Regions from separate parts of the Homo sapiens genome. Here region 2 is linked to region 1. A link is a contact called in ENCODE Hi-C or POLR2A ChIA-PET data. All regions are on one chromosome and are shown on one strand. The core of a region is the stretch at or near the end of the contact, and the rest is flanking DNA. Distances in the headings are between cores, read along the strand shown.

The links. A loop is a pair of places that touch in the nucleus more often than their neighbours do. ChIA-PET counts read pairs that join two places held with the same protein, here RNA polymerase II (POLR2A).
Region 2: a loop to region 1 is called in a map of endothelial cell of umbilical vein, with 4 times the contacts of the local background. The contact joins two enhancer-like sites. A Hi-C loop is called at or near these places in 4 of 168 maps with a recorded cell type or tissue (PC-3, endothelial cell of umbilical vein, heart left ventricle and 1 more). POLR2A ChIA-PET finds 5 or more read pairs at or near these places in 1 of 52 experiments (Panc1).

Annotation. Positions count from the first base shown.
Region 1 is chr2:188,321,007-188,324,645 of GRCh38, forward strand. All of the region lies in intron 1 of GULP1 (GULP PTB domain containing engulfment adaptor 1), which reads left to right. Among named protein-coding and RNA genes, the nearest start is that of MIR561, 25 kb to the left of the region's middle. Within about 2 kb of position 1,750, at least 4 of the 41 ENCODE cell types and tissues checked have a DNase peak (open chromatin) inside an H3K27ac peak, as active enhancers do; they include endothelial cell of umbilical vein, where a contact is called at or near this core.
Region 2 is chr2:188,379,986-188,383,784 of GRCh38, forward strand. GULP1 (GULP PTB domain containing engulfment adaptor 1) reads left to right here. Exons shown (of 12, transcript NM_016315.4): 2 at 3,778-3,799. Among named protein-coding and RNA genes, the nearest start is that of MIR561, 84 kb to the left of the region's middle. Within about 2 kb of position 1,811, at least 3 of the 41 ENCODE cell types and tissues checked have a DNase peak (open chromatin) inside an H3K27ac peak, as active enhancers do; they include endothelial cell of umbilical vein, where a contact is called at or near this core.

The sequences.
Region 1 (3,639 bases), core at 500-2,999:
AGACTTAATGGTCTTATTTCCGCCCTTGGTATATATTCATGTTTAATGAATTTCCTGTTGACTTTAAAAGGAATTTCTACTATAGGCTATTTTAAAAGAATTACCTATTTCAAGCTTTTCCTGGCATGTGGTTAAATCACTTCCTTTGAAGAAACAATACTCAACCTTTTTTTGAAGTTAAAATTTGAATGCGAAATTCAAGCATTGTATTGATTTTAATGGATCAATTTATTTTTCTGTCTTCAACACACCAATCTTTATATCTGTAATTTCTGATTCTGCTTTTATAATTTCTAACTATGTAAACCAATTTCAAAAGATTTGAAAATGGCATATCCAATAGATGAAATGTTTTCTTTGTAAATTAATATAAACCAAATTCTAGATATTGTTGTTATATTTGATACTAATACTGAGTCTAATACAATAGACCTGATTTTTCCATAAACTGGGATTGAGTAGAAAACTACTAAAAGATAACGTTCTGATGAAATTATCTGTGGCAGTAAGTTTAGTGTGCTAACATGCTAAAAATGTTTTTCACATATAAGATTTTATTGTATTACTGGCACTGTTTATCACTTGTATAGATGTATTTTTATTGAAATAAACTTTTTAAAAACTTAAATATATTTAAAGGGGAAATGTAGTCTTCTATATCTTTTTTTTTTCAGTACACATTAAATAGTAAAGTAAAAAGGATCACAGAGTTAAAAGATTACTCAGGTAGCCAAGCATGGTGGCTCACACCTGTAATCCCAGCACTTTGGGAGTCAGAGGCGGGCAGATCACCTAAGGTCAGGAGTTTGAGACCAGCCTGACCAACATGGTGAAACACCAACTCTACTAAAAATACAAATTAGCCGGGTGTGGTGGCAGATGCCTGTAATCCCAGCTACTTGGGAGGCTGAGGCATGAGAATCTCTTGAACCTAGGAGGCGGAGGTTGCAGTGAGCCAAGATCGAGCAAGATTGTGCCATTGCACTCCAGCCTGGACAACAGGAGTGAAACTCTGTCTCAAAAATAAATAAATAAATAAATGAATAAAATAAAATTACCCAGGAATCACTTAAAATTATCTAAAGTATCACCACTGAGTTGATGGGAAAAAATTTGTGCATTACAAAACTTGCCCTTTAATTTGCAGGGGTTTCAGGTTTTAAGTAGGAATCATCAACAACATGATCAAAAATTCTTCTGCTTCATTATTTTCAAATTGTATACACAGTGTTCTCTATACAGTGTATTAATCATTATAGAGTATAATTCAGTATGCTGCATTTATATTTTAGAGCTTTTTTTTTTAGGGGTAGAGGAAGAGGTTGGCATTGGCTGCTAGGTGAGGTTGTAAATGAAGAAACAATATAACCTCGTTAGTTTGTCCTATTCTCATGGCATGAACTTTGTAATACCTTAGAGAAAAAGAGAAAGTTAAAGCTGATTTCAGCTTAATTCTAGATCTCCTCCAAATGGCATTAAAATAGTTTATAACGTGGCTGGATATAATAGTATTCATGGTGGTTTGTTATCCAAATTTGTAGCTATTCTTTTACCAGGTATTTCTGTCGCTATTTCTCAGTTTCTCACAACACTGCAATTCTTCTCTACCTTTGTTATTTCAGCTGTTTTATAAAGGTTTATTTTGGAAATGTATATTGACTACAGTTTCTTGTGCCACTCTCACTTAGCTCTTTGTGGTAAAGGTCACATTTATTTGAAGTTGTAGACTTTATGGCTGAGTAGTACGTCAAAGCCAGCCAGTGTGCATTCCCACTACTTCCCTGACCCTGACTTTGGCCTTCAATACCTCTTGCCTGTGGTTTGAAATTCTTTTCTCCCAGTCTTAGGTATTTTCTCACTCTTGTTCATGGCAGCCCTGATCATGTTTTATTCTGGCCAAAAGCCTTCAAAGTTCTGCCTTTTGTCAAGACCTCTTTATCTTTACCCTCTATTTGCTCTACCATCTGCACTGTGCTTATGTTCTCATTCCTCCCCCTACTTGATACAAACTGGACAATCACTGCATCCTTAGGAGATTTTACCTTTGCGTTTGCTGTCCTTTCTTCTCTTCGTTGAGTTTTCCTAAAAACCAATATAAATTTATTTGTCTGTAAATATCGACACTCTTCCAGATCCAGCTCACATTTTGCCTCTCACCTTAAGCTGCTTGGGTTCTCTTTTAATCCTTTGCAGACAGAGTGAATATCTCCTCTTCTCCCTGAATTGCCATTGTACTTCCTGCGATTTTATTTTATTTCATTGTATTTTACTGTGTTGTAGCTAGATTGCAATCTCAGCACAGAAGAAAGGCATGGGTTTTAGAGTCAGGTATATCTAGTTTTAGATCTGTTCCCTTTGTAACTGCCCTGAACATAGGCTGTGCTGTGGTACATATTCTTTTATATTCTAGGGACTCCACTCTTTGCATGCACAGTTGCAGTTGGCAATAAATGTTTAAAGGATGAATAACCACTTATTCATGAAGGACTGTTATTTTAATATTTATTTAAACAATATCCTGAAGAATCCTCAATTTTTTTGCTGCCCACAGAGAAATCACTTCCTTCTCCAAAAAGTGTGCAGTTAAGGAGTTTGTGAGTGCAAATTGAATGAAAATGTGCCATTAAGGAGATATCTGAAGATATGTGTGTGTGTGTGTGTGTGTGTGTGTGTGTGTGTGTGTATGTGTGTACAAAGTTAGGGAAAGGGAAGTTTGCTTTTACTATCACTGTTTTCCTATTTTTTTTTTCAGTTTTGTATGTGCTCATTAAATGTAGTCATTTAGAACTATTATAGCTGTGGTCACTTATGAATCCTAAGGCCAATTTCAAATTTTTAAGTGGAGGGGATTGCTGGCGTATCCTCTCAATTTTGCTCTCTCCTCTATGATTTACCTTCTGGGCAGCAAGATACTAGACAAGAAAAATGTCACAAGTTTGCAAATAGGCTATGTGAAAAGTTTTATTAATTTAAATAATTGTGTCATATAGTTAGGCTCCTGAATATACTAATTTGCTTTTATGCCTTCTTATATTTTCAAAACCATGTGCTTAGCATAGCAAAATTTAGTGCTAGATATATTTGTCTTAAACTTAGTCCAAGGGCCTAATGAGAGGAATAAGAAAATAAGGATTTAATTATAAGACATCCTAATGTCTAAAGAAGGCCCTCAGTCAGAACCCTCATGCTACTCATGCACAGAGATGTCTGTGATTACTCTGACCACTCTTCTTGTGTTTACTTAGGACTAAATGAGTAAATGACTGAATGTCAGCACTATTAATTAAATTTGTTGTAGAGTCTCTGATGCCCCTGAATCATTTTCCAGGGAACATGCTGTTACTAAGCCTCTAAAAATAATTGCTTAGTGAACATATAAAATGCCCATAAACTTTTCAATGCTCTATCTTCAAGAAGAATAATATTCAGAAGAGCCTTCTTTTAAATGACAAATGAAGATTTTTCCCTCCCTTATTAGATGCCTGTACATTTTAAGTTGAACTTTAAAGACATTGAATATAGTGACTTAAGAACCTTTAAGTTTTTACTTCAGCTTAAGTATTTAAACAATTTAAATTGGTATTTAAGAAATATTTAAAAAGTTAAATCAAATATTAAATAAATTAAATATCAATTTTA
Region 2 (3,799 bases), core at 561-3,060, 59 kb after region 1:
CACACTGATGCATGCAAAGGAGTATACAGACTTATTTTCCTCTCACTAGTAACTAAACAATTGGGCATTCAATAGCTGTCCAGTGAATATTGGTTTAATGAAGAAAATTACTTTTCTAATTTTATTTTCCTTAGAGTGTAGGGGTATAGGTATGACTATTTGCATGTCATTTCCTTAGTGAGATGACTAGAATACATAGGAAGTGATTGCTCCAAGCTACTTAGGACAATCATCCTAATATCACCTTCTTTGTACCTTTTGCTTGGAACATGGGGTGAAAACATTTGAGAAGGTGTCTTAAAGGCATACTAAGGCATGTGTACTTTGTGCATTGGTGATGTGGCCAAATTACTTGTTAGAGAAATTACGACTGGCTAGGGATGGATAGGTGGGGAGTGTAAACTGGGAGGGAAAACAAACTGGAGATTGTTGTATTAAGCAGAATTGAATTTATTTAACTGCATGTAGGTGGTAAGGGAAAAAAGAGTGATTAATCATGCCAGATTTCAGGTGTGAGCAATCAGTGGGGATTGAACGTTTACTTACTTAAAGTCACAGGACAAACAAGAAAAAAATAGAAAAGAAAATCAGGGCCAAGATCTTATTTTATATATTTTGAATTTAGGAGCTTATAGAGGATAAGAAAGAAATATCCAGGAAAACTCCTAAAACATTTTGCAAATTAGATTAAATACTGTTAAATTATTGGACTTAGGTAAAAAAGAGAATAATGATTTTGAAAATATTTTAAGATCATGATAATGGTGGTCTGTATTTCATATGATGACAAGTAGAAATACAAGTTGGCCTGACTTCTCTGTTTTGCTTGGTTTATTGCATATAGAATATTTAAGATTTACCTGTTACATTAACAAATTGAAGCATTTTGTCATATTGCAGCATTAATAATGTTTTTCTTAAATGGTACTGTTGGGGATAAAGGAAGTTTTAGTAAAGAAATAGTTGGTTTCATTTAATTTCATATACGTCTTCAAATTGTGTGAAAATATATAATAAATGGTGGCAAAACAGTATCAAATTGAGCATATTATGTTCATACTAAAATTTTAAGAAGCATTTGAATTGGAAATCAGGATTTTATATTTTAAAATAAAAATATGTTCAAAAGAGCAGCCCCTAAGCCAGTCTGAGTTTTGCAAGAATATTCAAAGTGCTCTTTCTATGAAAAATCTAATCATATCAGACATAGAATAATAGATCCCATTTGGAAAATATGTCATTTCCTGCAAGAAGAAAGGCAGAAGTAGGCATAAGTTAGTTCTTATTTTTTGATATGTGTATTTTTGTGCTCTTCTTTATTCTGTCACATTGCATAAAATATTCTAGTTTGAAAAGTATTTCCTGCAGTATGACTGGGTTTCAGTCAACGTAAGATAAAAATAAAGGCTACGGGGATGTTAAATTGAATTGACCATTTCAAGGATAATATTTTCTTTTATTAAATTTTGGAATTAGATCAATTGAAGAGTTTTATTAACAATTATTTATCTTGATTAAATTGAATTGACCATTTTAAGGAAAATATTTTCTTTTATAAAATTTGGAATGAAATGTATTGAATAGTTTTGATAACAATTATTTATCTCGAATTATTTCTCTCTAATTTCTGTTCATAAGATCAATAGTTGTCAAAAGAAAAATGGAAAAACTATATCATCCTAAAAAAGAACTAATTTTGTTCTTCCTTTTCTCTCCTCTCATTTAAGACCAACAAACAAGAAAAACATGATCTGATAAAAGACTGTGGAAATTATGACATGGTTTTATAGTTTACCTTTTAACTATGTGTCATGCTTGAAATTTCCTGTCCAGGATAAACACATCTATTTTTAGAGCTGGAAGTATGTGATGATACAACCCTTACATTTTACAGCAAGGTGAAATGAATTGTGTCATTCATACATGCTAAGATCCAGTGAATGCTAAGAAAATAACATACGATTTAATAAATAATAGTGTTACTGAGTAAGCAAACATTATTTTTCACTAAAATTATAAAATATAAATATATGGCCTTAAAATATACTGTGCTAATATTTTAATTCAAAATTTAAAATTGTTGCTTTTTGTAGTAGATGCTGTTGATGATCAGCCTATAACCTCTCTTTTAGTGCTGTAGTTCAGACTGGCAAAATTTCTAATGCTTATCCTGCATTTCTCTACCTAAGGGATTCTTTGGCCACAAGAGACCACTTTGCCAACCAAATAGGCTGAAAGTTCCAGGGAATTAATGCCCCTGGGAGCAACCCTCAGCTAATGACTAATGAGGATTGGTGTATAAATATGCTAGCTCTCATTCTTACAGTGAGATATATCTGAGGGGTGTATTTCACAGTGGATGTCTGATTTTCCCCAGCCAGATTAAGCTGCAGTTGCCAGTAGTGTTACAGGCCTGATAATGATCTCTGTGTTGGTAGGAGGTCTTCCACTCCGGGTCTCACTTCTTTCTTTTCATCCCTGCTAATATTTCCTGGGATCATCTCCCAAATAAACTTCTCGCATTGAAGTTATTATTACCTCAGTGTTTGCCTCTGGGGCAACCTAAACTGAGATTCTTTCTTTCTCTCTAAAGTCATGTTAGAATATGAAAAAGAAGCTGGGCGCGGTAGCTCACACCTGTAATCCACCCAGCACTTTGGGAGGCCAAAGCGGGCAGATCACCTGAGGTCAGGGGTTCGAGACCAGTCTGGCCAACATGGCGAAACCCCCTCTCTACTAAAAATACAAAAATTAGCCGGGCATGATGCCACACAGTTGTATTCCCAGCTACTCGGGAGGCTGAGACAGAAGAAAACAAATACATTGAACAAATAGGTCAATAGGCTTCTGAAGAATATTGTGGCTAAGCTGGAAAACGATGGCTTTCAAAGTATTCAGATGGCTTAGATTGAAACACAGAGGAAGAGATAAAATAATATTTGAGATCTATCTAAGAAAGTCAAAAATATAGATATGGCATCATCAATGTCTGTATCAAGGGGTTTGTATCAAAGTTATGACGGGAAGCAGGGCACAAGACTTAGATATGTTTCTCCATTCTTCCCCCTCCCTCAAAAAGATCAGGTCTTTTTAGTGTTTTGGCAAAAGATACTATGCTGTGAATTCTGGTACTATTTGAACTTATGTCAGCGGTACATTCGAAATAATATAATTAAAGGAAGACATAATTTGTGCTGTTGTGTCTACCCAGAAAGAATTTTTGTTTTGTTTGTTGGAATAAAAATAGAAAAGTCTTAACCAATTAACATATCTCTTCTAGTTATAGCATGATTATGAATAGAAGGATAAGCTATCTAAATGCCTTGCCGTAAGAGTCAAAGTAGAATGAAAATGAAAGTAAATCAGTGCCTTCTAAAATTCAGTTTCACCTTCTTAATCATCATGAACAGGGTATGTGCTTGGTTAGTCCAAATAAATCATATGTGAAAGAGATAGTTGGGGCTACTTCTTGTTCAAGGGGGAAAGGCATATATTGTTAAAGAACTATCACCAGGCTTTAATAGTAACATATCTGTGAGTTAAAACATTTAACACATCATCTACAAATCTTGCTATTTTCCATTACCTAGGTATCAGTAATAATGTTTTCCAAATATTTACATATTTTATCATTATTTCCCTATTATTTGGTAACTTTCTTGAACATTTGCAAGAAGCATAATTGGAATTTTAAAAGATATGCTGGACTTCTAAATTAAAATAAACAGAAATGTAATTATTGATTAATTCTAAGTCCAATTATATTTTTCTTTTTAGTTATTTATGATTCCATCTGATA